Regions from separate parts of the Mus musculus genome. Here region 1 is linked to region 2. Evidence: chromatin loops called from intact Hi-C (ENCODE). Cell type or tissue: left cerebral cortex. All regions are shown on one strand. Links, peaks and the distances in the headings refer to the core of each region. The heading gives the core; the rest is flanking DNA. Region 1 has its middle 17 kb from the start of Slc23a4. Region 2 holds the start of Cyren (cell cycle regulator of NHEJ).

Region 1 (15,883 bases), core at 2,549-10,548, 120 kb before region 2:
GTTAGCCGCTGCACACTGGGACTTGGCACTCTTTGGCATAGAACGTTGGTTTGTCCTCTTCCCTGAGGTCATCTTTAAGACCAGGAGCTGTTCTGAAAACTCTGGCGATGGGAAGAGGAGATGGGGCCAGAGCGCTCGAGCTGTGGGGAGAGCTTCTTCTGGGTACCTCACCAGGCCGTCCGTGTTCCTTTCCCATTTCATCCTCTGCGTCCATATCCGTGTCACTCATGAAGACAGGAGAGCTAAATGGCAGGTGGGTTCCTAGTACAAGCCCCTAAAAATAGCAGAGGCAGGGCTCCGCTCCAAAACGCCGGCAGTATCAGCAAGCTAATTAAGAAATCTGCTGATGATGACGAGGAGCTGGCGAGCTTCCCGTTCCCATCAACTGCTGCAGACGGAGAGAGCAGGCTCCTTCATGTCAGAGATCCGGAAAAGCCCACGTCTCTGTGCATATGCTCTGAGATGAGATGACATTTCGGTGGAAAGCTGTGCCGGGTTTCCATTTAAGCACCTAGATCCGTGGCCAGTTCTCGGAGTTCCTTTTCATTTTTCTTTCCATTTGCCCGTTTAAGTTCCATGATGCTTAGTTTTGAATCCAGCCCCAGTTAGATGAACTCTGCCCAGCTTCAGACGAACTGAAGAAAGGAGAGAACTTCAGGCTTGCTTTATTTAAGCTCCTCAGCCAGTGCTCCACTACATTTTAAAGTGTGTGTGTGTGTGTGTGTGTGTGCGCGCGCGCGCACACGCTTGTGCCCCCAAGAGGCCACAGGCATCCTGGAACTGGAATTACAGGTGTTTGTGAGCTGCTTCCTATGGGTCCTAGAGACCAAACTCATGTCCTTTGTTTGGATGAGACATCCTTGTTCATAACCACTGAGCCGTCTCGCCAGCCATATCTAATCTTATGTACTCAGCCCATCTCCTTAGGGATAGCACCACCCACAGTGAGCTAGGCTCTCCTAAATTCATGACCAATCAAGAAAATGCCTGCACAGACATCCCTGCAGGCCAGTAAACAGTATTCCTTCAGGGTTCATGCTCCAGGTTCCTGTCTTGACTTCCAGCCAAGGAATAGAATGTCTTCCCTTATTACTAGCTCTGGATTACAGCAGACTGCTGCTCCTCCATATCAAATGGTATGTTGAACAATAGTTAGGGCATGGAGCAAGTGGGTTGGTAAAGGGAACACAATGGGGGGGGGGGGCAGCAACTAGAAGAGCTGGCTGTGCTGATGCTTGTCTATAATTCTAGTACTCCAGGCTCAGAGGAGTCAAGAGTTCAAGACCAGCCTAAGCTGTAGGAAGACCTTTTATCAAAAAACAAAGAGAGGGACAGAGAGAGAAGAAGGGAAGAATAGAGAAAGGAAGAAGAGGAAGGAAGGAAGGAAGGAGGAAGAGGAAGAGGAAGAGGAAGGGAGGGAGAGAACCCTGACCTGTACCTTCCTGGAGTGTGGCTCTCCTCTCTTCCTGCTCTTTCTGTGAGTAGCTGGCCCCTAAGCTAGCGCCTGCTGAGAGGGCTGTAAGCCTTTTCCCTATCTGTCTGATATTCAGAGATGAGGGCCATGGAGGTACCTTTCCGCCTTCTGTTTGTTAGTCTTGCATGTCCAGTAGCTGTCCAGCATGTCCCATAGTCTCCCTTCCCACACAATGCATGAAACCTTCTATTTTGCTCCTTGGTTTTGTCAGTTTAAATAAAGGAAAACGCTTAGCTATTAGGGAAACCATGGGCTAGGGGTGGGCCTAGGTTCTGGTCACCACTGGGAAGATTCTGGACCCGCTGGGAGCTGCCTTCCAGCTATTCCCGGCCACATGTGGTTGGAGTACTGAATGCATACTGCTGTCAAGACTTCCAAGCTCTGTCATAACTTCCTGCCTTTGACCAACTGCTATGAATAGTTTTCTATGGGTCATTATTTGGTGCCTGTGCTCCATATTTTCTGATTGCCCTCTCATATCTACCTTTTGTTTTCCTGCCAGGGAGGTAGAGAGTGGGCAGCTCTTAGATGTTTGGACTGGAGCATCTGCTTGCGCACACCCCGGAGTTCTGGGGCAGAGAACAATGGACGAGCAACTCAATGATAGGAGGGTGGTTATGAGCCAAGGTCTGGCCTCCCTCTGCTACCCTGTTTGAACACAGAGTTCAGGGAGTCTGAATTCCAAGGGGAAAATGAAAATTGGCTGTTAGGTTGTTCTTAAGGAGTATCTGTCAAGGCTGGACGCCAGTACACTGATCAGTTTGCTTGCTTGATTTATAAATTCTGTAACTCTTTACATGACGTGTGAGACCAACGTGTTTACTTTCATGGTATCAGGCCCTGCAGACACTATAGGTGTGTGGGTTGCACTGTTCCCAGTTGCCCCTACTTAGTGGTCATCAGCCTATCTCCTTCCAAAGACTCCCAGGGAAAGAGAGTCATCCCAAGTCCTCAATAAAGCTCTCGGGGACCCCGGCTTCTTTCTGAGATTCCCCTGTCGAGTCCAACTTCTGTCAGATACGACATATGGCAATGGAGAGAGATCTTTCTGGTGCCAGAATGAAGGTTGTTCACAGAGGCTGAGCCTGTGTTTTCTAGTTCAAACCAGAAAAGACTGGGACTGGACCCCATAAAGGACAGAGAACACAGGGCCAGTGTGGTGGGTGGGTGACAGCTCTCCTCATACCATACCACATACCATTCATACCATATCATATCATACCATATACCATACCATATACCATACCATATATCATACCATATACCACACCATATTCTATACCATATACCATACCATACCATGCTCACTGCAGAACTCAGAGAGGATGATTTCTGCTGAAAGCCACATAGCCAGGACTTCCTGGCTATACTCACAGGACCATGGCAGGAACCCAGGGTGTAGCTCCTGCTATCCCTTCTGGGGCAGACAAGGCCTTCAGGAAGCAAGGCCACCTCCATGGGCCTGTGTGGGGAGGCCTGTGGAAAGGAGAGCCCCATGCAGGGCTGGAGGGCACCAACAAAAACGGGGTAGAAGAAGCTGCCCTAAATCCAGCTTGCTCTGCTTGCTGCTGTGCTGACTACCGCTCAACCAATTGCTTGGCTACAACACGACCTGTGCTGCCCATAACTGCTACAGCTCTGAAGGGGGCGGTACCCCTGCAGTCGAGGAGTACCGCAAAGTCACACCATACAACAACCTCACAAAACCACAGAAGATTTGTTAGAAGGGAAAAAACCCAGGAGGGTGGCTGCCTCTGCTTGGGTGAGAAGCAGCAAAGAGCTGAGCAGAAGTCAGGGTTTGAGTAGGGTTTCTTGTGGGGCTGGGGAGGGGGTGGGACTCTTTCCAGGGTAGCCTGTGATTGGAGGGATCATGTGACTTGATCTTGGAGCAGACTCAGGGAATTTGTCTTTTTCCCTATAGTGTGGGGCCTGGCGGGGGAACTCCTGAGGAGGGAGCCTGGGTGCTTGTGCGCCTCTAAGGGTCAGGTCCAGCTCCAGAGGAGGCTAACGGTGGAGCCTGGTAGCCTGAGTTCTCCAGGGGTTGGGCTTACAAAGGGAATCTCTGGAAAGCCACCCCTTCCATTGCTGCTGCTGGCATTGGCATGAGTAGCCAACACTGCCATCTAGCTACTGTTCTTGCTTTTGAGGCCGAGGATATTAGGAGAGGCTCCTGGGTTTTAGGTTTTGCTTTTTGAGACAGTGTTTCACTATATAGTCCAGGCTGTTTTTGAACTTGCAATCCTCTTGTCTCCGCCTTAACAAGTGATGAGATGACAGGCAGGTACCAACACACTCAGCAGTAATTAATCTACAGGGTGTTACATGGGAAAATCCTAGCTGCCACACAGAGGGTTATAGTTATGGACTCTGTAGGGCAGCCCACTCCAGTGCCTTCTGGGTGATGCTTCACCCTGGGTGGTTGCCAGAGGGCTGCAGAGCAATGCAGGTCCTAAGCAAGGGAGCCAGGCCCACCAGCACAGAGCACCCCCATCAGTCTGTCCGCTGCTGCGCTGCCTCCCACACTCCATTTTAGCCCACAATAGGCACTTGTGTGTTCCAAGCTGGTCTGTAGCATCATGCCTGGTTTCATGTAGTGCTCAGAATGGAATCCAAGGCTTTTTGTATACTAGGCAAATAGTACATTCCTGACTCAAGGAAGGATCCTAGCCCAAGAAGCATTTATTTAAAAAAAAAAAAAAATTCAGCCGGGCGGTGGTGGCGCATGCCTTTAATCCCAGCACTCCAGAGGCAGAGGCAGGAGGATTTCTGAGTTCGAGGCCAGCCTGGTCTACAAAGTGAGTTCCAGGACAGCCAGGGCTACACAGAGAAACCCTGTCTCGAAAAAACAAACAATCAAAATCCATATCTTGAGTCCGCAAGTGTGTAGTGCCCTATGAGTTGCAGGTGGTTGTGATCTACCTGATGTGGATGCGGAGCAGTGCGCTTGCGTCATCTGGACAAGCAGCAAGCGCTCAGCTTCTGTGTCACCTCACCAGCGCTGGCCTCTGCTGTCTCTCCGTGTTTGTGAGGATCCCATTCTAGTGCAGTTCTAGTGACCGGACCCTGGACAAGACAGTAAGATCTGGGTCACTCACCCCTTCCCACACCCACAACTTCTGACCTGAACTCTGCACTGTCACACACGTGGCCTCTGGTTCACCCGTTGGTCTCCACTTTTCACCAGAGCCTCAGCGTTCCTACAGTTCCTACCCTCCGGTTGTCATTTCTACTGAGTTGAGTCTCAAGGCTGACGTGTCCGCCGCCTGACAGGAGGTCCTCTCGGGTGCACACAGACACTTGACATCCGATTGGTTATTTCCAAACCATCTACACTCACGTTCCCCTACTCCAAACCTAGCCTCTTTCGACTCTTCCCAGTTCCATAAAAACTCCAGTCTTGCACCCTATCAAACATCCCGGAAGACCCCCATAATTCCTCACTCTCCACTCCACCCTCACCCAGTCAGCGCAAACACACCAGCGACCTTCCCTGGCTCCTCAGACGCAATAGTAGAGTCTTCAGATGGCCAGCAAGCTCATTGCCTGTAGCCCCCTTTCTGCATCCATTAACACCACGCTCCTCTCTGCTCTTTCTACCCGGTTCCGGTCTCCCCGCTGCCCCAGAACCTCTGCTCACGCTGCCTCCTCCAAACACTAACACGTGTCAAGTCAGCCTTTTCTGAGTCCCCGTGATGGGGAGTGGTAGCCTCGCCCGCTGCTCCTCCTCCTCCGCAGCGCAGCTTCTTGGACCAGTTCCACTCAGGACCCCTATTTTCATGTAACCCTGGGTATGTAAATATATAATATAAGTATATGAATTAAATGTTTGCTGATAATTATACATTTATTTTAGAACAACTCTTTTATACACATACATACACTGTTTATTAAAAAAACCCATATGTGAATATTGATGAGATCGATGCCTGTTAATTTTTGGCTGAGTATCTGACACTGCAGAATACAGCATCTTCAGTGTTTTTCAGAATTGATTGATATTTCGATTTCATAATTGTCACTGATAAGAAGACCTCCTTGCATAAATATTCAGTACAAAATGGCAGAAGTATGTTTTAGTACATTTCAGAAGTTTTCAGAAATTCTGTCCTAATCCCAAGCCAAATTTCAGTTAACTTTTTTTTGATGAAACTCAGTGTCTCAAGCAGCAAAATTTAAATATTTTAATTTATTTATGTGGGTGTATATGTGTGTGTGCTCATAGGAGCCCACACGCCACACCCCATAAGAGGAGGCCAGAACAGCATGCAAGAGTCAATTCTCACTTTCCACTGTGTGGAGCCTGCTTGGGGATTGAACTCAGGGTGTCAGGTGTGGGGACACCTGCCTTTATGCACTGAGCCATCTTGCCAGGCCTCTCAAGTAGCAACTTTTAAAATCAAACACTCTAACACAATACAATCCAAAGGTCTGGGAACCTGATGCTTGTGTGCTGAGGAGCAATGGTAGGGAAATGCTAATGTCCTTTCCATAGTTAAGCTACTGTGTTTCTGTAAGAGCAGAGAACCCTGTGTGTGCAGTAAACAGCCTTCACTTTTTGAATCTCAGCCAGGCACTTCAGTCAGCATTCAGTGGCTGGCATGATGGCATCAGTGCAAAGTGACATGTTCTACTCTTGGAGCCAAGGGCGATGAACACCAATGGAAATTCCTCTGATTCACAACGATTTTAATTTTGAATTCATTTTTGGGTCCTTTTACTATTGGCAAGTTCATCAGCACCCTCCCATCCAGGTCCACGACTTGAGGCTGCAACCCAGTTCAAGAGCGAGAACTCTAGCCCTCATCTCAGCCGAGAGCGTGCAGTGGTCCTCGCACTTCCTTGATTAATGTCTTTCTCTCCCGCCAGATGGTGAATTCCATGAGGGCAGGGATGTGTGTCGGGTTTGCTGACTTTGGTACACTCACCACCTGGCACGATGCTCAAAACACCACACAGTAGCTGAGCGCTGTAGGATGTGCTGTGTGGTTGATGGGTGGATGGCTGGGAGGGAGGAGGAAGGGGGAAGAGGAAGAAAGAATCATTTAGGTACTTGTCATGCGTGTGGTGTATGTTCACGTGTGTGTGCACTTGTGTCTGGGTGTGAATGTATATGGGTGCGTGCACGTGGAGGCCACAGGTCTGTGTCTGCTTTCTCCAGTGACTCTCCTCTTCAGTCACCGAGGCAGGGTCTTTCACTTGCACCCCAAGCTTGCTGATTTGGCTGTTATAGCTAGCCAACTTGCCTCTCTCCCCATCCCAACTGCTGGGGTTATGGGTGGCTTTCAAGTTCATCCAGAATTTTCATAGGTGCCGGGATCCAAATTCTGATCCTCGCTCCCACCTGCATGGCCAGTGCTCTCACGGAGCCATCTCCTTGTCCCAGGATATTCATTTTAAACAACACTCTCATTTAGATCTCTCTCACCTGCTCATATGGTACTACAGATTGAAGACAATGTTATTTCTCTCCTATCCAGTCCTCAGTAGACTGGGCAGGGGATCCTTTGATAAAGGCCAGGACATATGCCTTGGCTGGGGAACATTCTGTGCTGAGACAGAAAAGTTCCGTGCCAGGCTCCCGGCCCCCAAACCTCCAGCCCTTTCAGTCCAGAGAGCATCCTGGAATGTCAGCACCACAGACAGAGCCCAACCCTCAGTTCTGGAAGGTGGGGTGTGTTCAGGATTCTGGCCAGGCCGGTAGGCTGGCTTATTTCGCCTCTAGGTGGAAGGGCGCTGTTTTTTATTTGTCCGCTGGGTGGCACTGTGGCCTTGTTCTCTATTTCCTGACGCTCTGACCGGTGATAGGTCAGAAGTTTTGTCTCCCCCTATTCGCTCAGCCCCAAACTTGAGAAAGAAAGACTTGGATCAGTCTAGACAATACAGTCATGGGTTGCAGTCTCTGTGTGCCGCAGGGCAGGCAGTAACCCTGTTCGATTTCAGCAGCGCGGTGCGAGTGGAGTGCTTGCTGAAGGATCACACTGCCTGCAGTGCAGTCCCACAAGCCGGACACCTCAGCTCCCATATTGTTTCTGCAGATACCCAAGCTGAGCAGTCAGATGGTAGGAACACTTGTGACGCTCAGTTTCCCTGCCTCCTCCTAGGTCCCTGTACCCAAAAGGCCCAGCACTGACCGTGGGAGTCCATTGTGTCCAGAACAAACAACCTGAAACGCTGCTTCATAGCATCTTCTCCTGGTGCTAGCATGTGGTCCAGAAGATAGAGACAGCCAGGATGTTGGCAGAAGGCTCTGGGTGCTCTGGGGTGAGCATTTATGGAGGGCTCGGGAGTTACTGGGAAATAGACTTCATGAGAAGTCAAGAGGCAACAGCTCCTGTGAAAGCCATGGGTCGCAGCGTGTTCATTGTGGGTGTGGTCACCATTGGTGACTCCACGTGTCAGCACTGTCTTCCTGGAGACAAGCCAGTACTGGGCTGCCTGTTAGCCGGCACCTCTCTCAGCCCCCAAAAGGAAGCCATGGAGCCCAGTGGTCTGCTACTCAAGGAGCTGAAAGGAGGCAGGCTGGGTTCTTCAGCTCAGGGTCACTACCAACTCAAGAAGCAGTGTCCAAAAGAGGGTAACCTTCCCATACTGCAGGACCCATACCGAGCAGGACGCTCAGCGAGCTTCTACTGCACAACACCCAAGCAGGCTCACTGACCCTGAGGTATGAAAGAGGGACAGGAACCCCGATGGGGACATGCAGTGAAAAGGGAGCCCTAGACTCCCGGGAATTCTCCAGCACAGCTCACATGTGCTGTAACGCTGCGACACTGAGACAATGCTGCTTTTATATAGAAATGCTTTCAAATGAGAAGGTTAAAATAGCAAGAAATCAGGGTTAAGGTCTGAGTGGATGTCTCCTGGTATAGTGCATACATGACCTTAGTCCCTCCCAGGCGTGATCCGGAACCTCGCACACAGGACCGGTAGCTTCCTATGAGCTAGACTTTTATGGTAATCCTGTCAGGTGCTCTAGAAAACTTTTAGAGAGATTCTCCACTTACCATCTATGCCTATGCACAATTGAGAGAGAGAGAGAGAGAGAGAGAGAGAGAGAGAGAGAGAGAGAGAATCATGCATTATGGGAAAGGACACACTTTCGAAAGTAAACGTATTAGCAAGCTACCCATCTATCAATCCACCAATCAAAATAGAGAACTGTGTTATATCCCTTAGCAACCAAGCTCCTCTTCCTCCTCCTCTTCCTTCTCTTGAGTCCCATACAAGGAAGCCCTGACAGTAATCAGGGCCCTGAGTGTGCCCTGTCCTATAGCCAGCTGTTAATCTCCACAGCGTGTCCCTATTTGATCTCTGCTATCAATTTGCTCTAAATAAAATTATTTCGCTGCTTTGGCAAATTTGTATGACTCTTATTTTCAGTTCTTTGGATTAAGAGGCCAAAAACCTGGAAACATCCATACCAAACTCTGACTGCCAACAACAGAACCAGCTTTTGAATTGTGATGAGAACCGCAGTTTGGGGGACACAGTGTCTCTGGGAACTCTAACCCCATGCTACCCTCTATCTTTCATTTCCAAACTTCTATTATATTACACAAGAGAATGCAAAGTTCTCCTATGCATTTGAACTGACTTAGGGGGCTGGAGATGTAGTTAAGTTGAAAGGGTGCTTTCTTAGCATATGTGAAGCTTCAATTTCCACTACTGTGTGAACAGGGTATGATTGTACATGCCTGTAATCCCAGCACTGGGCAAGCAGAGGCAAGAGGGTAAGGGTCCATGGTCAGTCTTGGCTATCTAATGAGTGAGACTATCCTGGGCCACAAAAGACCAGCCTCAAAATAAAAATAAAGGGCACATTATAGCTGTCTCCTGAGAGGCACTGCCAGTGCCCGACATATACAGAAGTGGATGCTCAAAGCCATCCATTGGACAGAGCACAGGGTCCCCAATGAAGGAGCTAGAGAAAGTAACCAAGGAGCTGAAGGGATTCGCAGCCCCATAGGAGGAACAACAATATGAACTAACCAGTACCCCCAGAGCTCCCTGGGACTAAACCACCAATCAAAGAAACACACGGAGGCGCTCGTGGCTCTAGCTGCATATGTAGCAGAGGATGGCCTAGTTGGTCATCAATGGGAGGAAAGACTCTTAGTCCTGTGAAGATTCTATGCCCCAGTATAGGGGAATGCCTGGCCAGGGAATCGGGAGTGGGTGGGTTGGGGAGCAGGGGGAAGGGGGAGAAGGTAGGGGATTTTCGGAGGAGAAACTAGGAAAGGGGATAACATTTGAAATGTAAATAAAGAAAATATGTAATAAAAATAATAAATGGATTCTGCATTCAAGAGGCAAAATGGCCAGGACTCTCCCAGAGCTGGGATGCCTGTGTAACGGCATAGCTAAGATTGAAGGACCATGAGTCCAGCTGTAGCTCAGTGCCAATGCAAATCCCACTTCAAAGGCGATAAATAATTTATTCTGGAGCCAAATATGAATGACCACAACCCAGGAACACAGATTTAGGCTACTTCAAGTTCCACACTCCAAGGTGGTACCACTCTGATGAGCTGTTTATGGTAGCAGAGTAAAGGAGGTCATAAATCAAGACACTTTTCAAATACAGCAAAGCAGGGAAGCCTGTTAGGGACCTCGAGTGAATGACTGTTCTGTGATGACACTTGTGGCTTTGGAGGTGGTGGAAGCTGGTGATCTGCTAAGTTAACTTCCAGTGGAACACCAGTGCTCTGTGTGGACATCCCAAATGATCTAATGGTCACAAAGTTGTCAGGTCACGTACAGAGTGGGGGTTAGGGGGAACATATGGCTAGTAAGGGGAATAAGATGGCCCAAGACGATGGGACTCAGGACTTGCAACGTTCTTAACTCTTCACAGTCATTGGCATCTCCATCAGTTAGGCAGCTCTGCGAAGATCTGGCTGGAAGAGGCAGCTTCTGTCTGGGAGCCTTTGTTCACATCGGTCAGGAGGCAGTGAGTTCAGCGGATCACATACCCCAATACCAAGGAAATCACCTAATTCCCAGGGCCTCTACATCTGCACTTCCACTTGCCAGACGTGCGATTTAGGGTCTCTGTGGCCTCAAAAATGTATACAGCTGAATCTAGTGTGAAGATACACTTGGATTCTGCCAGACTAAGGTCACCATTCCAAGTTCACGTTTCCTTCCCCACCTACATCTTGCAAATATGTGCCCTCTCAGAGAACCCCATCGACCACTCTGTACTCAGTGACTGTGATGTTGCCAGAGAGTTAACTTTTATGAGACTGCCATTGCTTGATTTGGTGGCTCAGGGCTCTCAAATTGTACCTTGGGAGTTGGGATGGGCCAAGAACACTCCCCGGAGCCTTGGTTGGAAGCCAGAGTTCTCCTAGACAGGTGATAGAGAGCAGTACAAGCCAATGCACCTCTCCCACAGCACAGGGACATTCCCAGCCGGTGGCCTGGGCCTCGGAGCTGTGCGCTTGGGAAGCTGCGGCCATCTTCACATGGAGTTACCCTTCTCTCTAGAGCAGCCCCACCCACCAAGCTCAGCGACATTCCCAAACTCTACCCTTGAGCCCGTTTTCCTCCTCAGTGCCCAGTGCCTTCTGCCCTTCTTTTCTCACCCCAAGACCCATTTATCTTTCCTACTGTGCGGCCACAAGAAGAGTACAGGAGCATTTGATTTACTGAGATTTTCCTCTCGATACATATTCCTTGGTTTTTTCAAAGACCTCCCATTTTTGAAAAAAAAAAAAAAAAAAAAGGATGTCAGAGACCATCACAAAGGGGGTCAGGATGAAGGCAAGGTCAGCACTCTATGAGAAACTCTATCCGGTATTGCACCATCTCAATGTTCTGGCCCCTGGATGTGCTGGCACCCAGACTCCCTGATCAGAAAAGTCTACTTGCCCTGGGTGGCCTGTGAACCCCAGGGGTCTCCTCTGGACTACAGGTGTGTGCCACCACTCCTGGCTTTTGGAAAATTAATCAATTTTTTAGATAGGGTTTCACAATGAAGCTCTGGCTGGCCTGGAACTTACTCTGTAGACCAGATTGTCCTCAAAGTCACAGAGATGGGCCTTCCTCTGTCTCCCCAGTGATGGGGTTAAAGGTGTGTGCCAGTGTGGCCAGCTCACGCCACAGTGATTGGCATTCAGACAGACCTCAAGCGCTCATGTCTCTGTGGTAACTGCTGTACTGAGATAGCCCCCTACCATGTTACAGCCAGAGCCTAGAAGGAGGAAGAACACGCTCAGATCAATCTTTCTCGACAAAGATCTGGCTTATGAGATCTGAGAGTCAGTTTAGTGACTAAGAAGGGTTGAGTAACCTTGGATAATTTGATTGGATCCATTTGCTAGACTGGGTATGTGTGTGTGCCAGACCCAGGTGTAGCGACAGGAAGTGGTAAGCAACAGACTTAAGGAAAGAAGTCATGAAACACAGTTGTAGCCATGTGAGGAGTTTCATTTCATCCTTGCGGCTCAGGAGAGTATGAAAGGGCTTTGCTATTTGTTTGTTTAAGAGAAAATGGGACTAACTTTTGTTTTACAACTTTATCCAGACGGTAGAGAGGAAGGAAAGAAGGTTATGGCACGACATTGCAGGCACTTGATAGAGAGTGGGAAGAGGGAGGCTGGGGTTAGGTTGGTGGACTTCCTGTCATTGGAGAGTATTGGACACACACAAGAAATAGTTAAGAGGATTTGCCAGGGTTTGGGAGACCAAGGATGCTGCCCTGGATGGACTCAGGACCAGGATAGATGCTGGTGTCGTTCACCTGAGATGATGAGAATGGAGGATGTCAGCGTCTTTCTCCCCAGGCCTAACTTCCTTTATAGCATTTTAGTTTTCATAGTTAAATCTCTGCCTCCCAGGTCGGTGGACCTGGAGATGAGCTGAATGGCTGGCAGAAGCAGTTAGTTACATGAGAGGAATGGCAAGTCACTTTGTGATCATTCCTGTTAAGCAACTCTGTGTAAATATCAGTGTTCTGCAAGAATGGGTTCAAACAATAGGGTGTGTCTGTGTGTCTGATTGTCTGTGTATCTGAGTTTGTGTGTGCTTGTGTATATGTGTGTGTGTGTGTGTATGTATGCTTGTCTGTGTGTCTGAATCTATGTGTCTCTCTCTCTGTGAGCATGTGTCTGTGTGTATATCTATCTGTGTGTGTGTGTGTGTCTCTGTATGTGCCTGTATGTCTATGTGTGTCTGTCTGTCTGTCTCTGAGCATGTGTCTGTGTCTTTGTCTCTGTGTGTGTCTATGTATATGTGTGTGCGTCTGTGTGTGTGTGTCTGTGACTGTGTGTGTGAGTGTGTGTGTGTGTGTCTGTGACTGTGTGTGTGTGTGTGGGGGGGATCCCAGAAGTGGGGGGAACAGTTCAAGTTCTCAGCTGCACTAGTTTTCTATGTAGTAGTTACACCTGTGAGGGCTAGGGGGTGGCTCAGTGGGAAAAGCACTTGACATGCCGATGTGAGGACTGGAATTCAGACCCCTTGCATCCACATAAATGCTGGGAGTGCACAGTGGCCATCTGTAATCCCAGTGCTCAGAAGTGGTAAGGCAGGGCGTTCCACAGAGCAAGCTGGCCCGCTAGAATAATAAAATGGGCTACCTCTGGGCTCAAGAGAGAGCCGCTGCCTCGGTAAATAAGGTTGAGAGTGATGGAGGATGGCACCTGACATCCATTGCTGGCACTCACGCATACTTGCACCTACACGTGTGCACAGACGTACAAGCAAAAAGAGAAAAGTACAGCAAAAGAAAAAGGAAAACGAACAAACAAAGGTAGGTGCTGAAGGGCCAGGAATGTGGCTCAGTTAGAGTGCTCACCAGGCTGGCATCATTCTCAGGGGCCCTGTGGTGGAATTTGTAACCTGAGCCTACACACGCTCAGTCTGTGATCAAATTAAGCAAAACAAACATAGATGCACACATGAAGCTGTAGCGGGGTGTGGAGTCAAGTCCTTGGAGAATGGCTATTTAGTATCAATGACTTTTTGATCTTGGGGTTTCTGTCCTGGCTCCAGCCAGGTTGATCCCCTCCCCTCCCAACATCCTATCCTGCTTTCCCAGTGCTTTCCCCAGGGATTTTTCTGTGGCCCCTGCCATAAGTTCTGAGTGGTGGGAATCAGGGCTGCCGGTCTCAGAATATTCTACCACCATGAATAGCTGCTGCTTGCTAGGTCTGACTTTCACGGAGGTGGTGTGTGTGTGTGTGTGTGTGTGTGTGTGTGTGTGTACGTTTTTGAAGCGGTCCTTCCAAGTCCTCTGTGCAGGAAAGCAACTCTGCCACCGTAAAATTATTTTTGCAGCTACTTCATGACTGTAATTTTATGAATCCTAATGTAAACACATGTGTTCTCCGATGGTCTTAGGTGACCTCTGTGAAAGGGTCATTCGACCCCCCAAGGGGTCAAGGATCCAAGGATGAGAATCCTTGCTGGAAGTTTTCTGGAAGCTTTTGTCTCCACTCAAGAGCCTTGGAGGCAGAGTGCCCAGAGCGAGCAATACACCTTCCATCATTAATCATTTCATTCATGCATCAACTCCCCTGGGCTCACTGTCTTTTTAATGAGTACTCTGTCATCTCAATCAGTTTTCACTTGGAAAACCAAAAGCTTACCGGTAACTCTGTTTGCCTCCCGCCACCTTCCCTGGGTAGGTGCCTTTTGAAAGACTTTTAAGTCACACCCTGCCCTCAAACTTTATCAAACCAGGAAGTGTTTTCCCCAGGATGCACCTTGGTCTTTATAGACGCTGGAGGGGTATTAGACACCACAGTGGAAGTAGATTACCTCCCCCCCCCCAACCCCGGCCCGCCCTCTGAGTCAGGCGCCTCTTTTAAAGCACTGGACTCCATTCCTGGGGTTATCAGCTTTGTTTCTTGAGGGGAAGACAGAAGGAGAGCTGCCTCTGGTTGCCATGAACTCTGCAGGCGGTAGCTGCGAGTCCCCGGACTGCATGGTGAGTGCCAGTGGTTGGGGAGGGAAACGGGAGCAGGAAGGAGGCCTCAGTGTGGAGCTCAGCCTGGCCTTCGGCACAGCACGTGGCGTCTGCTACCCTCGCAGACACAGTTCCCTGAGCCTTGAACTGCGAATGAAGGGAAGGTGGGCGGGGTTCCTGACAAGGCGCGCAGGGGCGACCCCCGCTGTTTGCTCTACTCAACAACTCAGCATAGGAGCCTCTGTTTGGTCTTAGCTTTCTTTCCAAAGGCTCTGAATGAGTAAAGGGAAGCAGAGACAGCCAGGTTTTCCTTCCTGAAACCCCATCGTGGCAGGTGCTTCTCCTCCTGTTTTATCCGCCCCTCCCCTCCCGGCCCCTCCCTCACAGTAATCCCAGGGAGGCCTCTCTAGCCAGTCCGGAAACCCTGGTCTAACCACCCGCTCCAACTTATTTTGGTCACCTAAAAATCACAGGGCGAGCTGAGTGAGGACCCATGTCTTTGCCATTGCCCGCAGCAAAGACAGGAGGAGGCCTCTCTCTTCAGACCCAGCGGAAGGATTGGAGTTAGGAACGACCCGTGAACCTGAGTTAGGTTCTTGGATTGCTCTCTGGATCTAACCACAGACTCTGTCCATTTGTTCCTATTCCTGGCAAGGGTTCCTAGCATTCTCAAGAGAGAAAATAACGAATCTTTAGAGAAAAGCAACTGATAGTCACCTCAGATTACTTCTGCTATACTTTTTGGAGACGTAAAGGAATATGTTGAAGATTCCATTTTCTCTTTGAGCTTCTGTGAGTCAAATAAGGATTTGGCCAGCAGACGGCCTGCATTAATATTTCCCGGGGTGATATAAACAAATGTCTAGTCACCCTAGACAGGGTGGTGACAGACCAAAGTAGCAATCTCACCCTAGATTAGCATGGTGTACAAGAGTTGATTTGGCTTACTGACAGGAGCCTGGGTGACCCAAGAGCAGCGGCATTATTGAAAAGTCTCACCCCAGCACGGATGATGGCTTCCCAGAGGGGGCTTCCCCCTCAGTTAACCTCAATATACAATGTATGTTCTAGCCCAGTGAGGCTGAGGCAGGATTGCGCAAACTCTCAGGGAGGTGGGAAGGAGAGAGGCTGAACGCTCAGGCTGACTTCTCCAATTCATTCCTCCACGAGGAGCATCAACAGGCCCACTCTCGTGGGTGTCTGTGAGAGGTCGCAACCACCTGATGAGGGTGGCGAGGGTGGCCATGTGCAGACGGAGGTGTTCTGTGACATTCCACCTCTTCCTTCAACGTTTGCAGTCTTCCCATCCACCCCTTCAGCACTGTTCCCCAAGCCTTCCAAGGTGATACGGATACTGGATTGTTTTCTTCCATCTATCGCTGAGTAATAGGCTATCGTGCCACAGCCTCGGGAACTTGACTGGTTATGAGTCTCTGCTGTACTCTTGTGATTGTAAAAGAGTTTCCTTCCACGGGCAAATGGGGCTTACAGGGGCAGTA
Region 2 (15,883 bases), core at 4,642-12,641:
GAGCATGGGCTGCTGAAGTATGGCTTGCTCGTCAGTGCTTTGAAGTGGATTGTTGCCTCAGTGTAGAAATAGAATATCTGTAGGCCCAGTGGCATTGCCTCTCAGAAGAGCACATCGGTCAGTGGGCTTTGACAGACGCTCAGATAAGTCTCTTCAGAAGCAGGCCTTGGCAGGGGGAGTCAGGGAGGTCTGCGCTGGCCTAGCCTGCTGCTAATGGTGCTTCTGTCTGCATTCCCAGCTTCAGTTCTCACTGGACCCAGAGCCCATTGCCATCAACTGCACGGCTTTCAATCACAACGGGAACCTGCTGGTCACAGGGGCGGCTGACGGTGTCATCCGGCTCTTTGGTATGGAAGTGTGCTGTGGCAGTCCTGATCCCCTCCTTAAATGACCGAGCTGGGGTCAAGGCCATTGCAAAAGCCCAGTTTCAAAAGCTTGTTCTAGAGCTTGACTTTGGGCAGCGTCTTCAAAACTTCCACCACAGCCCACTTGTATGTGCTCAGTGTCTGTAGACACGGGGCGGGGCAGAGCCCAATAGTCCTTTGACCTTGAGCTGATTGTCCTGAGTTCTTGTCACCTGTGGGGGGCTACAAGGGGTCACAAGAGAACAGTGCCATCCTATTCATGTGCTATAAGGTGGCTTGTCTCCTGTCTCCAGGAAGATAGGCCTAGGCTCTAAAATGGGATAAGGTGACACCCATGTAATCCATCTCCATGGTGCCCGGGGGTAGTTACAGAGGTGTGATAGGAAGGACTTCTGTCTCCCTAAAACTTACAGGAACCCCAGGTGAGCTCTGTCCCCAAGGATCCCCAGTCCTCCCTTTGACCATATCAGGAGGCTGCTCAGAAAAGGTGACCTGGAAGGGTCAGCACTTTGTGGCCCAGGAGGCCCCTGGCCACTAGAGCAGCTGTCACAGAGGGTAAGGGGACCCTGCTATGCCCTGTGACCTTAACAGGTGTGGCCTTGCTCTCTCAGACATGCAGCAGCACGAGTGTGCTATGAGCTGGAAGGCCCACTGCGGCGAGGTCTACTCTGTGGAATTCAGCTGTGACGAGAATGCTGTGTACAGCATCGGCGAGGACCGCAAGGTAGGCGCCAGCAGCAGTGGTGGCAGCTGGACCGTCTGAGAGCCCTGGGACCGTGGCCTTCTTTCTGCCTCCATTTTAGCTTCCGCAAAATAAGGATACATACAAGTCTACCTCAAAGCATCTTCGTGGGGTTCAGTGAGTGCAGTGGGGTTTGGCTGTTCTAGTAGATGGGAATTCCATAACCTTCTTCCTAGTTGTAGCAAAACTGACTCATGTCACCAGAGAGGGAGCCACATGTGGGGAAGATATTCTTTGGTGAGTGGGGTTGGTCATGGTCACAAGACAGTGCATGGGGTTTGCTGACGAGTTGGAATGAGGATCCTAATGGGAAACAGATCCGAGCAGAGCCCAAAGAAGTAAAAAGTAAGCAGACCCCTGTCTCCTAATCACTATAGACAAGGCCCTTGTAGATTTCCTCTGTGCAAAGGCGTGTTAGGAAGTGGGAATGACAGTGGCCTTGCACTGAAGTCGGGGGTACGAGAAATAAGTAGGAGAACGACTTAGCTGTCTTATATACCCTCCTAAACCTGTGGGATTTTATACTGAAAACAGTGACTACAAAACCGTGTCTGTCTGTCTGTGTGTCTGCATGCATGCATGCATGTATGTATGTATGTATGTATGTATGTATGTATGTATGTATGTATCTGCCTGCCTGCCTGCCTGCCTGCCTGCCTGCCTGCCTGCCTGCCTGTCTGTCTGATCATATCTTTCTCTATAGCCCAGGGCTAACCTCAATCTTAGGGCAGTCTGGCCTCAGCCTCTTAAGTGCTGGTATGCCAGATGTGAGCCATCACACCTAACTGTATTGATTTATTTATATATTTCCTTAACTTATTCTGAGACCACATCTTAGTGTGTTGTCTAGGTTGGCTTCAACTTCTTTGGCTCCAAGGTGCTCCTGCCTCAGTCTCCCATAGGGGTGGGATTATAAATGCGTACCACTGTGTCCTGATTCATTTCTTCCCTGGGAAACTCTATAGGGCTTTTACGTTAAAGTTCGGCATCCTGTTCTGTGGGTGGGACTCCCAGGAATGGCGAGCGCCTGTCTGCAGTCTGGGCTATTCACTCTCCACATCACAAGTGAAACGCAGAGTGTACCACTCAACATGTGATTGATTGCACTGCTGAGCAACTGAACAGTGTTCGTAATCAGCCCATCTATACTTTGTCCCCAGGTCCAGAAACTCTAACTGGGCCCCAAATTCTGATAATACAGGGAGGAATAATGACAATATGAACTGTAACTTAAAAAGCACCTCCACACACTGGCCCACCTGCCTTGCCCAGGAGACCAGGAGGAGGCCTTGCAAAGCCGGTGACTATCTCTTTCCTCCCCTGTGCTCAGGCTGGAGGAACGAGGAGGGCTGGGCTTTGATACGAAGCTGTTAATTGCTTTCTAGATTTTTTTTTTCCCCTGAAGAAACGTGTATTGGTGAGAGACAGGACTGGGAGTAGACCATGGTCCCCACAGCCCTGTGTTGCTTCCTGCTCTCGAAAGGCTTTTCTGAAGGCTGTGGAACTGGTGAGGGAGGCGGTTGCCCCAGCCAGTCACTGCCCGAGGTTGGCCATGGCTCTTGTCTCCCAGGCCTAGGCGGTGACTGCTGTTGGGGGATCGGAGGGAGTCTGGGTAGTGGCCTGTGTGACTCTCTGAGGGAGCCCCTGTTGTGCCTTGTATCTGCAGTTCATCCAGTGGAATATCCACAAGAGTGGCCTCAAGGTGTCTGAGTCCAACCTCCCTTCAGATGCCACCGGCCCCTTTGTCCTGTCTGGCTACAGTGGCTACAAGCAGGTTCAAGTTCCCAGAGGCCGGCTCTTCGCTTTCGACTCTGAGGGCAATTACATGCTGACGTGCTCTGCCACAGGGGGCCTCATCTACAAGGTAAGTGGGTGGCAGAGTACTGGTGGGCAGGGACCTCTCTCTGGAGGTCAGCTTGGCTCACCTGAGTTGAGTGTGGCCCTGTATCCTGCATAGCTGAGTGTGGCCCTGTGTCCTGCATAGCTGAGTGTGGCCCTGTGTCCTCTGCCCTGCATAGCTGAGTGTGGCCCTGTGCCCTCTGTGGCTGTGCTCTCTGTGCATACATTGTTATGATTCTGCCCTTTTCTTGTCTTATTTTTGGAAATAGTATATATTCTCAAAGATGTCAGTAGGGCAAAGGGCTTCGGAGTGTGGGCCCATGCGCCTCAGGAGTCTGAGATAGGTAGGTTGCTTTCATCACTGAGTTAGAATAGGCTGTTTTACAGGAGGCCTGTGGGTCAGGTACACCAAAGCCTACATGGGAGACAGAAATTTAAGATGTTCTTTGTCAAGCTAGGATACAAGTTATCTACATAGTTCTGACTTTATCTTTGAAGATTTATTTTATTTATGTGTGTGTTTGTGTGCTGTATGTATTTATGCATTTGTGTGTAGTGGTATCAAGAAGAAAGCATCAGATCCCATAAAATTAGAGCCACAGGTGGCTGTAAACAACCCTAAGTGAGACTAGGCATCGGACTCAAGTCCCACTTGGCAAGAGCAAGAAGTGCTCTTAATTCCTGGGGATTGAACTCAGATCCCTGGCCTTGGCAGCATATGTCTTTACCTTCTGTATTAGTCGGGGTTCTCTAGAGCCACAGAACTTATGGGTAGTCTCTATATAGTAAGGGAATTGTTGATGACATACAGTCTGTAGTCCAACTCCCAACAATGGTCAGCAGCAGCTCTGAATGGAAGTCCAAGGATTTAGCAGTTGCTCAGTCCCACACGGCAAGCAGGTGAAGGAGAGAGTAAATCTTCCTTCTTCCAATGTCCTTATGCAGGCCTCCAGCAGAAGGTGTAGCCCAGATTAAAGGTGTGTGCCAACACGCCTTTAATCCCAGATGACCTTGAACTCAGAGATCTCCCGGTCTTTCTTATTTATTTATTTATTTATTTATTTATTTATTTATTTATTATATGTAAGTGCACTGTAGCTGTCTTCAGATACTCTAGAGGAGGGCGTCAGATCTCATTACAGATGGTTGTGAGCCACCATGTGGTTGCTGGGATTTGAACTCAGGACCTCTGGAAGAGCAAAGCAGTCAGTGCTCTTAACCACTGAGCCATCTCTCCAGCCCGAGATCTCCCTGTTTTAATCTTCTGGAATTCATAGCCACTATGCCTCAAGATCTCCATGCCGAGATCCATGTCAGAAATGTGTGTCTTCCAGCCTCCAGATTAGGATCACTGGTGAGCCTTCCAATTCTGGATTGTAGTTCATTCCAGGTATAGTCAAGTTGACAACCAGGTATAGCCACTACACCTACTAAGCCTTCTTGCTGGCTTGTCCACGTTGTTTTTGTTCCTGTTTATATATTGAAAAACACAAACAAAAACAAAGCAAGCAAGCGAACAAACATCCTCTCCAGTCAGAGCTGCTCAGTTTGATTCAGGTTCTGTACCACTGAGAGACTGAGTGGTGGGTGGCCTTCACACTTGGATCTTCCAAAGATGAGTGCTGAGCCCTGAGCCCAAGACCACGTGTCTGGTGCTGTGAGTTCCTCTCCCTCCTTCAGTGCTCATTTGAGAGTGTTTCCCTGACAATGGTGGTTAGTCTGTGAGACGGAGGGGTCCTCTCAGTGTCTGATGCCTCTGCTTGTCAGTCAACAAACAGCTTGGGTTTGAACAGCAGTTGTGTGCTAGGCCTGGCACCACTCTACTGCGGAATAGACCAAGGGGTTAAATAATGCCTGTGCTGGCCTGGAGTTCAGATGCAAGTTAGCACTGGAAGTAAGTGATAGACAGCTAAGCCCTGAGCAGTTCCCAGAGAACCTGGGTGGGGTCCAAGTTCTCAGGAAAACCTAGAGGGAGGCTGCAGTCTGTGGACTGGAAAGAGAAGGGGCTGGGAACAGGGGAGAGGACACTCCTAGGGCCCCAGGCTGGGCAGAGGCCTGCCAGTAGGGGACTCTGTGTGGGCTGAGATGGGAAATGAGAAGCTTCACACAGACCCAGAGGCTGCTCAGTGAGACCTGGGCTTGCGGTCAGTAAGGCTCCTCTTTCTGCAGAGGGCGGCAGTACTGTTCTCATCCCCCTGCTGCTGGTAGCTGCATGAGCTCTCGGGTGGATCTGTCTCTCCTTCAGGACACCCTAAAACACTAGTTACAAGGCTAGTTTTCCCCTTTAAGGCTTGCGGTACTTGACATCCGGGAGAGCTGTTCTTTGTTGTCTATATGGAGGAATAGCTGGATATGCATTTTATTTTAAGGCATGCAGCCTTTTCTCCACCCAAATATGGAGCATAGTCAGACTTGCTCTATAATCAGACAATGGATTGACGGGTTTTCCTGTGTAGTTTTTTAAAGTGTCATGGATGGTTCCAGTTACTCAGGGTGCCTGCTAAACTTCAGGTTGTATTTTTACAATCCATAAATAATTTAACCGATAGCTTTTTTAGTTATCTCTTCATGAATGTGAATGCTTTCTGCCGCTTGCTCTCAGGTGTCATAGTGTTGCTAGGAGTCATATTGTTTCTGATTCCCTGTGCAGTGCCTGTTAGCGTCTGGTCATTCACACGTGTGCACAGTTTTAGACGCGTGTGCGTGTGTGCGTGCGTGCGTGCGTGTGTGTGTGTGTGTTGCTGGATGGCAGGCTTGTTCACACATTCATCAAGGCCTTCCTATGCCTGGCCCCATTTGGAGTGATGCAGCTGGTCTTAGAGGTCCTGCCCTCCAAGGTTTATGTGCCCACGGTGAGAACTGTATGTGTAAGACCACGATCTAGAGTCAGGCAGTGGCTGGCAGGTGATGCTGTAACAGGTGGATGCTGTGGGAACACACGGGGAGGTGCAGGAGCACTCCCCCACAGATAGGTCAGGCTGCAGAGAAAACGCCTGCCATCTTTTGAAGAGCATCTCAGGGACTGGATTTCCACAAGAGGCGGGCTGACTACTGTCAGGAAAGCGAAGGTATAAACAGGCTTTCCAGAAAAGTGGGGCGTGGGCCAGGCTACATTCTCAGATTGGGGTGGCCGCTCCCAGGCTCAAGGTAGTTTTTGGACACTGAAAGTTTTTGGTTAGAGTGTGTATGTTTGTGAGTGGCGTCTGCTAATGCTGCTTCTTCACTCCTGTCCTCCTGCAGCTGGGCAGTGAAGAGAAAGTTCTAGAAAATTGTCTGAGCCTGGGTGGCCACCGTGCCCCTGTGGTCACCGTGGACTGGAGCACCGCCATGGACTGTGGGACGTGCCTCACAGCCTCCATGGATGGCAAGATCAAGCTGACTACCCTCCTAGCCCATAAGCTCTGATGTCGGGCCCGGCTGACACGGCACGGGAAGCAGAACCGTCTCTGGCAGAAGAGAGATGAGACGGGGGACAGGACAGGGCTCTGGTTCTGCACTGCCAGGGTGGTGGATCTTCAGGAAAGCCCCCAAGGGGGCTCAGTCGTCCTGACGAAGCCCCTGGAGCAGGAGATGTGGAGCAGGCTGCGTGTACTCCCTGGAGACTAGAACCGTGGCTATAGCGGAGCATGCTCCAGAGCACAGGACTGATGCTAAGGAAGGAGCCACAGTGGCCGGCGCACCCTGTTCGGTCCAAGAGGCATTGACTGTATTTTGTACATAATTGCTTATTTTTCTTATTTAAGGGGAAAAAAAAATCAGAGCAAGGTAATGCTCTTACAGTCACTTGGTGTCTCTTTCTGGACTATGTGAGTCGCCTGGCCCTGGTGATAGCCACAGCTCCCTGCCTTGGTTATTGGATGTCAGCTCTCACTAGCCTCAGCTGCCATGCCTTTCTGGCAGAATCCGGTTATAGTTGAGATGTACACCACAGTGCCCTCTTCTGGTCTCAAGCCGAGATCTGAGTGTCTTCTGCAGAACCTGAAAGCTGGGTAAGGTGCTGGCTAAGAGGCTTCTCAGGACAGCAGGCCTGAGATCTGGGCCCACCTCCAGCTCCTGCACCTTGGGGTCTTGTGGTCCCAGAACTCTCATTTGGTGGCTTCCTCCTCCTTCCATCGTGAAGTCTCTTAGCTTGAATAGTACCAGCTGCCTGCACCTCTGCCTGGCTCAGCTGCATCGGCTGTGCCTGTGCTCTGGTCTCTCACTTGGAAGGAGAGAAAAGCAGGAGTGTTGAGGCCTGGGCTCCCTTCTGGGATGGAAGGAAAAGTGGAAAGCGATATATAGGAAAACCCTATATATCATAGTTACTATTTATTATTGGTGTGCCTGTGTGTGTTGGGTGGGTGGGTGGGGGGTGGGGTGGGATATGCCACAACAAAGATCACAAGACAACTTGGTGTAGACTTAAGTTCTTTCTGTTCATCTTTATGTGTATTTGGGGGATCAAACTCAGGTGGGCAGGCTGCATGGCAAGTGGCTTTCCCCGCTGCGCCATCTCCTGCTCACGTGTTTACCCACGTCCACACTGACATGAAGGGGTCAGTCCGTTCTCTGCCGTGTCTCCACTCCGACTGACACACAGCCTCATCGTCTGCCTCACCCAGCTTTGTGGGCCTGGGTTCCGCCTGAGTCAGGAGCCCGTGATTTAATTTCCTCTGGTTTTCCTGTCTTATGGCGTGCTCTTTCTTCCAGCATGTTCCCCACAACTTGCTGAACCAGTGGTTTTAAGGCTCAGAGACAGAAAGAACATTCCAGAGCTTGTTCCTCCCCAACCCCTCCCAGGAAGAATGCATCCTTCAAAGCGCCTCTTTGGAACCCCTGAGGGCCTTAGTAGGGCTCTGTCCTTTGCTGTCCTTGAGTGAAGGTGTTGTGGGGCACAACCAAGAAGGCAGGTCACACTGCAAACCTTGAGTCACTCTTCTGGGGGCTGAGAACCTCGCCTGGCAGGTGCAAGTCTGCATTTCCCTCCCTGTGCCCTGGGGCCCTGTCTCTGCTGAGCCCCAAACCCATGCCCAGGAGCTCGGTGTGGGGTCTGGAAGTACAGTCACGATTACAGTGCCTGCTGACTAAATGAAGCTGACGGACACTTGTTACTATAGCCAATAAATTTATCTGCCAATTTAAAAATAATAAAACCCATGTGGACTCCAGCACAGGCAAGTCTCCTAGCTTGGTCTTTCCCTCCTGCTGCTGGGGTCTTTGCTGACAACAGGCTCTGTATGCAGCCACACAGGTCTTTAGCCTTATTTGCTGGGTGGCCATGGAGAAGTTTTAAGAGATGTGCAGGGTCGGGAGAGTTATTAAGAATCAAAGGAATCCAAGAATGGAAGGATGCCCTCTCACCCAGCATTAGGCTTGCTTGGCTCACATCAGATGAGGTAGAGGGCCCGCCCTATTTACAGTCAATGAATGCTACTTTCTTGACAGCTAGGGGCTGCCCTCCCAGAAAGGTGGCAGCCTGGCCTGGTTCAAGAGCAGCTAAAATGACTCTAGGGGTCATCTGTGGGATTGGAAGCCATTGGTTTATCCCATTAAGAGTTGGGGCCTTTAATTTCCTGGTCCGAGCTATCAGTTTAGGATTGAGGATTAGCATTAGGGAAAGGCTATGGAGAAACCGTGCTCAATAGGGGAGCTGTGGGTGCCCCAGTCCAGAGTGCGGTGTTGACCTGCTGTTGTAAATCGAACTTGGTCACTCTTGATTTCTCCGTTTGGGGGCAGACAGAATCAGATCTGAGGTTTCCTTTGCTCCAGCGCTCCAGAGAAGAACCTCCCCTGTGAGGGCCTCCTACTGTGTTTTTTTCAGTCGTCTTCCTTGGCTTTTTCCCCAACCACCCAGGTTGCCTTAAAATCATGCATGCGTTTAGCTGAAAGATTCCGGACACCTGGGAGCTAGCTTGGCGCCTCCTCCACTTCTGCAGAGGGAACCTTTCTTTGCTTCCCCTAGTTACTGACTCTGGCCGCTAAGAACCAACGGCTGCGCCTCCGTCACAACAGCTGACAGAAACAGGAGCCTGCGGATGTGACCCGCGGTCTGCAGGGGGCACCCGGGGCCCTAGCGGCCAGCCAGCGCCCGGGTCCGGAGCGCGCACGCCGGGAGCGCGCAGGAGCCGGAAGGGGCGGGCGGTGGGATGCGTGCGCGTCTCGCAGTTCTGAATCCCCGGAACCCACGGGAAGGACCGCAGCGCTGCCCTCCCCTCTTGCCCACGGTTCCATCCTGTCCCCAGGCCCCCGGCTCTGCGCCCTCTGCGGTAGGGAGGGAGTGGCGCGGCCAGCTCCGCGCTAGTGCAGCGACGTCCCGCGTGTGCCTTCTGGGTGAGATTTTCCAGGGACCCAACGGGCCCGACCCGATCAGCGCTGAGCTCCAGAAACCTTGCGGCGGGCAGGACCTGGCTGCTGGCTCGATGGTCGATATCCAGCTTTCTACGACTTTGTGCACGCTAATTCTTAACCACGTCTGTTTCTCGTCTATAAAATGGACATGATACACATGTACTGCCGGGTCTGACTCATTTCTGTACACTGTCACTCACTGGATGGTATTCCTCTTAATCGACTTCTGTTCTGTGGCTGGACAAGTTGTTTGGTTTAAATGAAGTTATAAACAGTCATTCTGGATGAGCCAAAATTGTCTACTGGTGTATGTTGGGGGCAGGGGGAGCACTGCCCATTGAAATGTGTGAATTAGAAAGCCTGGGGGATTTAGTAATTGATATGTTTTGTAAAATGTGGTATGGGAGGGAGGGAGGGGGTGCCTTAAGCGGGCCCAAGCTGAACCCCCTCCTACTCCCAGGTATCAGCCATATGATGGGTCTAGTATAAAAAGAAGTTTATTTGGGGACATGAGAAGGGGGGTTGAGAAGGGAGTAGAGGCAGAGAAAGAGGGGACAGAGAGGGACAGAAAGAGAGAGAGGGACAGAAAGAGAGAAAGGGAACAAAGAAGAGGGAACATGTGGAGAGAGAAGTGGGGAGGGGGGTTCAGAGAGCATGAGAGAGGCCAGATAGTCCTTTTATAGCAAGCCAGGTTTGTACCTGGCTGTTGCTAGGTAGTTGAGTGGAGCCTAGAAGGAACGTTAGCATGCTAACAGTAACCAAATCACAGTAGAGGTGAGAAGTTTGTGACATAGATGGAGATGGACGATTGGGCCAGAATCCCCTTTCTTCCTTCCTTTGGGCTGTAGAAATGACAGGAAAGCATTTCTTGTTGCTGCAACTGCCTGTGTGGGGCACAGAGCAGGGGAGGGGCTACAGATATCTGTCTGCAGGCCCCATGTCCTATCTGCTGCTAGTCCTCCATGTGACACAGTGTACATGGCTTGGCCTTCTGGGCTCTGCTCACCTCTGGGTCACCTCAGGTCTGCCCTACACTGACTAGTAATTACTGCTGGTAAGTTGGAAGAGCGTTGACTTACTAGAATCTACTGACTTGGTTCCTCCTTGTAGGCATTGAAGATCGGCACCCACTGGGGTCAGATGAGCCTGGTGTGACAAGAGAGTGTGAGTTTTGGTCCTGTTCTAGAGAAGCAAGCCATGGAAACCCTAAAATCCAAGACCAAAACGAGGGTCCTCCCCTCTTGGATGACAGCCCCTGTGGATGAGAGAAAGGTTGTATCAGTGAAGACAGCCACAAGGAAGCAGACAGCCGCCTGGGCCCAGAGAGTGGGGGCAGCAACAAGGTAGCTAGCTGGCCTGTCTGTCAGAGTGGGCGGGGCAATGAAATCCGTCCTTCCAGCAGAGCCCATCGCTCTCAGCTTGCCCCTCACAGAGAAGCACCACCACGTGAGTGTGTGCTGGTGAGCTCTGTCCTGCCGTCTAGCTGTTGATGCAGGCAGTGAGCTCTGCCTACAAACCATGCCTACACCCCAGGAACCAGTTGTTCAAAGTGCTTATCTCTTCTTCATTGGTGACAAAAGCAAGATCAATGGATCTGAAGTCTAGTCACCTGAGTGGTGCCTGTCTTTCCTGTACACAGGGCTTTTCAGTCAGTCAGTCAAGAAATCTGACATTGCAGAAGTGACGGGTGAATGCTGGTAGTCAGGGCGGGGAGAGCTTATCAAGTAGGAGGGAGGGAGCAGCCATTCTCTCAGAAACAGGGGCAGGAGGCTTTCAGGGCCACACTTGCTGGCTCTTTCCTGTTCCTTACGTAGTTGTCACAGCCCCAGTCACATTCATGTACAAACTGGGCTCTGGCCTGATGGCCTGTACTGGCTATGTCCTCTGTTTGCTTTTGAGACAGTGTCTCTCTCTGTAGCCTAGGCTAGCCTGGAACTTACTATTTAGGTCAGACTGGCCTGGAACTCACAGAGTTCCACCTGCCTCTGCCTCCCCAGTGCTGGGATTACTGTGTGCCACCACACTCAGCCGTCCACTGTGTGTTTCAAGGAGTAACAGTGGGAAGCCAGCCACTATCCCCACTCCCAGTTCTGTGTGAGGGAGTCCACGAAGGGAGGGTAGTCCTGTGCCCTGCCCCTGGACCACTAGGCTGAGGAAACTCTACAGCTCAGAGAATCAGTAACTCCCCCCCCCCCCCGGGGGTGCTTCCATTTCCTTCCTCCTTGTGAGTCCCTCTGCCCTCAGCTGTGGCTCTGCGTCTCTGTTTCAGAGCCCCAGCCACGGAGACCGTGTACTGCATGAATGAAGCTGAAATGGTAGACGTGGCACTGGGGATCCTGATTGAGGTAACATCTGTCCTGTCTCTTGTGTCTCCTATGCCTGGCGATTCCTCATGGGTAGGAACGAGCACAGGTCCCCCGCTCCTGGTAAGAGAGATGCTCTCAGGCTGCCTCAGGTCTCACGTCTTCTTCTTGCTTCCTCTTCTCAGCCAGGTTTCCCTCAGCCGCTTGCGTGTCGTGTGTCACGTGGGGTGAGCCTTTGAGACTAGCTGCACGGTTGGGATGTGGGTGTGAGGGGGAGCAGTCACTGTGGGGGAACCATACTGACGTGTATGTGAGGGGCACAGTGTTCACTTGAGTTTTTGGGAAGGCTACCAGTTGGGTAAGAGGACTCCTTTCCAGTGTGCCTGTCCTTAGCAGAAGGCTGTGGACGTTTCCTGGCTTCCTGAAGGCCTGAGAGCAGCTCTCCCATGTCATTGCATAGTTCTCGTGTTTTCCGTGTGCTTTAAAGCAGTGTATCGTCTTCCCAGTGCTCATGGTCACCCAGTCTGCACTGATCTGGGATACTGCTATCCCCAGGAAATCAAGGCTCTGTGGCCTGGGCTCCTGGTGTTCTCATGCCTCACCTTTCCAGCCATGTTTTTTTTTTTTTAGTTCGATCCTTTCTCCTTCTACTCTGCTGTTCCTCATATGTAGATCCCTGCATCTGTCCCTAGTGGGTCCTGATCCTGAGGTGTGGGGTGGAGAAAGCTTGGGTGCCCATGAGGTGGATGGGAGCATGTCCCAACTTGGTCGTGTGCCGTGCTGGCTTTTCGGTTGGCTCAGGGTACATCCATAGCACTGTCAAACTCGTGCCTTGGAGAAAGGAGCCCTTTGTGCCGAGACAGCTGTTTCTTCTGCTCTGCAGGGCCGCAAACAGGAAAAGCCCTGGGAACAGCGGTCTCTGGAGGCCACTGATAAGCTGCAGCTCTCCCCTCCCTGTTCCTCGTCCCCCGGGAGCAGCAGTGAGGAAGAAGACAGCAGGATCAGCTCTCTTGCTCCAGGCCTCAGCCCTCCCCGGGGACCAGAAGCTTCGGACTCTCCCTGTAGCAGAAGCCCGGAGGAGGAGAAGGAGGAGGAAGACGCGTTGAAGTACGTCAGGGAAATATTTTTCAGTTAGTATGAATTGTTCACTGCTTCAGCTGAGAGCTGTGGGTGCTGCCCACCCCTACTGGCCCCTGCCACCCACGAAAACCAGGCTTTGCTCCCAACTTCCAGTCCCAGGAGGTTGTCAGTTTGGGTGGGACTTTTTCTGTAGCAGGATGCAGAAACGCATCCTGTTACAGACTTTCCCTGCTCCACCCTCGGGCCCTGAGGGATGGCAATCCCAGCCCCGAGTTTCATTCACAGTAAAAGTGAGGTCTTGGGCCTACTTGCCAGATGCAAAGGAAAATAGAGCTGCCGAGAACATGGGTATTCTAGACAGGCAGCCAGATCTCGACTTAAAGAGACCTATGAACAGTCTCCCTCACGACACAGTCCAGCAGTAAGCTTCCACCCTCCCAACCAAACAGGCTGGCAACTGCCCACAGTTCCCTGCCAGTCTAGGAGCCTCCTGCTCCTAGACTGTGAGGCTGGTGAGCCACACAGGCCCTGTCTACCACCAGTCACCTCTCTTCCTCCTGGGGCCTCCACCTTGACCCCTGTAAGGGAGAGTGGGACACGGGTCGCTGAGGACAAAAGATCACACCAGAGTCCAGGTTTCTTTATATTCACTTTGGCTTTTGATGAGCACAGAATGAAGAACTCATTGCCACGTAGGTTTTCTGATATACAGGCACTGAACAAAATATATACTGATGCCGCGATGCATAATAAAGACCATGCCTTCTGCCTTTCCAGTTCTGGGTAAGGTGAGGGGACACGGTGTGTGTTTGTGACGACTATTCAATCCTGTTCACCTTCCAGGAGTTGACACATTTTGCGTCTGCATCCCTGGGTCACGAGGATGGCTTAACAGCTGATTCCTGTTTGCTGTCAGGTCCAGGGACCCCTTCAGGGGACCCTAAAAAGCCAGTGAGGCTTCTCTTTGTGCTGACAGGACTCGGTGTTAAAGCAGGTTGCTTGTTTGTTTGTTTTTTGTTTTTCCCCTAATCATCCCATTTGTTGCCATAACCATCACAGAGTTCTAGTTTGACACTTTGCCAAGATAGCTTGGAAGTTTGGCCTCTGACAGACTCCCACCTGCCTGGGACTATAGGAATCCCTGTGCTAATGAGCTACATGGTACCCTAAGAAACTGCAGGTACCCCAGCCCTCCAAGCCGCCTCTGGGTTCCTTGACACCACAGCCCGTCTGCACAGTGAGTGGTCCCCTCTGCTGTGCTGGAGATCAACATTAGCTATGACACAGGGTGACTGAGAAGAACTACTCAGCACAGGTCCTCTGGCACCTTCTTGGAGCACAGTTGGAACCGAACCCTTGCAATCCCATAATAAGCCTTTGTAAGACCGGACTAACAGTTCTCCCACTGGTTCTTGTCCTCCTTATCCCGTGGCGGGAACCTAACCGTGGCCACAAGCAAGAAGATGAGTAACAGCTGGGCTAGGCATAGAGCTGGCAAGGCAGGCCCCAGGAAGGAGAGCCTGAGCCACTTCCACACGAAGGAGAGGAAGAGGCTTAGTCCTCCGGCCAACAGAATGGAGGATGCCGCCAGGAAGCACACGGCCAGCCGCCACTCTCCCTCATCTCTGTTGTACTGGGCAAGGAGGAGAGGCAGAGGGACGAACACTGTGAGGACCAGGGCTCCATACACACCGAGCCTGGCCAGGGCTAGTCCAACCTGAGGAATGCCCAGCACGTCCAGCTCGGGAAAGTTGTAACATGCTAGGGAGCCCATGTCCTCCTTCCACAGACAGAAGTTGTAGAAGCCGATTCTCAGGCTAGGTAGGTCAGCGAGGTTGCCAGCCTTCCAGAGGAGAGCGTAGAACATCAGGCACAGGGCCGCGGCCAAGAGGATCATGATGCCCACGAAGGGCAGGTGGTTGTTCCGCCACAGCCTGGAGAAGGCCATATCTTCTGCTGTTGCAGGGAGACCTGGAAAAGGTCACAGCAGTGAATATCTAGCCCTTTCCTTGTGTTTACAAGTTCCCATTCTTTCTGTCCTCATGAAGATAGGAGGTCCCAAGTCACAGCCAGGTCCCAGTCACAGTGGTCCACTGCTTTGAGGTTAGAAGGAACTGGGCAGCTGTGGAAACCTGAAGTATCCTGAGCCGCAGCCCTCAGGTAAAGGGCTTTCCCGCAGCATGGATATCACAGGCTGTTGGGGGCTCTCTGAGAGTGTCTCAGGTCCTCATAAAGGTGGGTTTGCAGGTGTGAGGGTGAAGGGCAAGCCTCACGGTTAGTTGGGACGGCAGCTTGAGGTAGGTGCGCGAGGCTTGACTGAGCCTAAGCTCAGTTGCTGCTGACAACCACTTAGATGACTGCAGAACTACCCAGCTAGGCTACATGACAGTCAGCCCAGTGTCTGCAGGCTGGGTGTGCGTGGTCAGCAAAGCTCTATGGCTCAGTTGGTTGGATGTGAGCCTGAGTGAAGGATCAGTGGCCTGTGCCTCCTTCCCCGTTTAGGGAACTGAACCTCTCCTTGGGTGAAATCACACTATTGTATGATGTTGCTTTTAAAACATGTCTGTCTGTCCCCTCCTCCCATAACAACAGTAATCTATTAGTCTAGGAAATTCTGGAAACTTTTTAAAAGAAAAAAATTAAAATAACCCTTTATCCTACCACCATAGTAAAACCACTGTTCATATTTCACAGACATTTCCCCTATGTGATTATATGTCTTTAAAGCACAGTGTTTTTCACTGACTGTTGTGGGCATTTTTTCATAGCTGTTGAGATATATTTTCAAACATGATTAATGGCTACATAATATCTAATCCATAGGCCGACTATGTATTGCCAGATGGACCTACAGATGTCAAGCCCTCTCTTTAAGTGTATATCAAAGAGCCTATTTTACCACACTCTCATTACTTAGAAAAATCTTTTCATTACATTTTTATTCAGAAGGACTTTTCCCAATTGCCTCAAAAATAGTAGTCTGCACACTGCCCTTTTCTATGTGCATTTCCCACTAAGGAATAAAAGAAAAGACAAACAGCAGGGGTGACGAGGAATGCAGAGCTGGGAACCTTGTGAGACCCAAGCACCAAGGCCCACATACCAAGTCCCAGGGGCTAATCCACAGAGCTGGGTGCGGCCCAGCATTGGTGGCTCCGGGGAAGGACCCACAGACCCTGTGGATCTCAGGGGACTCCTTGGGGAAATGGCTCCTCGCACACGGTGCA

What was found. Peaks named below come from ENCODE experiments on the same cell type or tissue, not always from the same donor. Only the 100,000 strongest peaks of a DNase experiment are listed, where the experiment ranks them.
Region 1: it touches region 2 in a loop (2.2-fold over the local background); 2 of 42 quality-filtered maps call a loop at or near these places.

The regions. Positions count from the first base shown.
Region 1 is chr6:34,986,875-35,002,757 of GRCm38, reverse strand. It overlaps a transcript of Slc23a4 not described here. Among named protein-coding and RNA genes, the nearest start is that of Slc23a4, 17 kb to the right of the region's middle. In left cerebral cortex, for the core only: CTCF peaks have their summits at 3,603 and 7,215 (motif pointing right); DNase peaks (open chromatin) are centred at 3,581, 3,893 and 7,234.
Region 2 is chr6:34,871,272-34,887,154 of GRCm38, reverse strand. Tmem140 (transmembrane protein 140) reads right to left here. Exons shown (of 2, transcript NM_197986.3): 2 at 12,209-14,627. The coding sequence starts at 14,604. The coding sequence ends at 14,047. It overlaps Cyren (cell cycle regulator of NHEJ), which reads left to right and starts at 9,090. Exons shown (of 4, transcript NM_001135611.1): 1 at 9,090-9,255; 2 at 10,384-10,616; 3 at 11,543-11,618; 4 at 12,460-15,384. The coding sequence starts at 10,471. The coding sequence ends at 12,711. It overlaps Wdr91 (WD repeat domain 91), which reads left to right. Exons shown (of 15, transcript NM_001013366.1): 12 at 239-347; 13 at 977-1,089; 14 at 2,774-2,971; 15 at 6,187-6,729. The coding sequence ends at 6,351. In left cerebral cortex, for the core only: CTCF peaks have their summits at 6,888 (motif pointing left), 8,980 (motif pointing right) and 12,492; DNase peaks (open chromatin) are centred at 6,877, 8,998, 11,822 and 12,620; H3K4me3 peaks cover 1,611 bases; H3K27ac peaks cover 3,768 bases.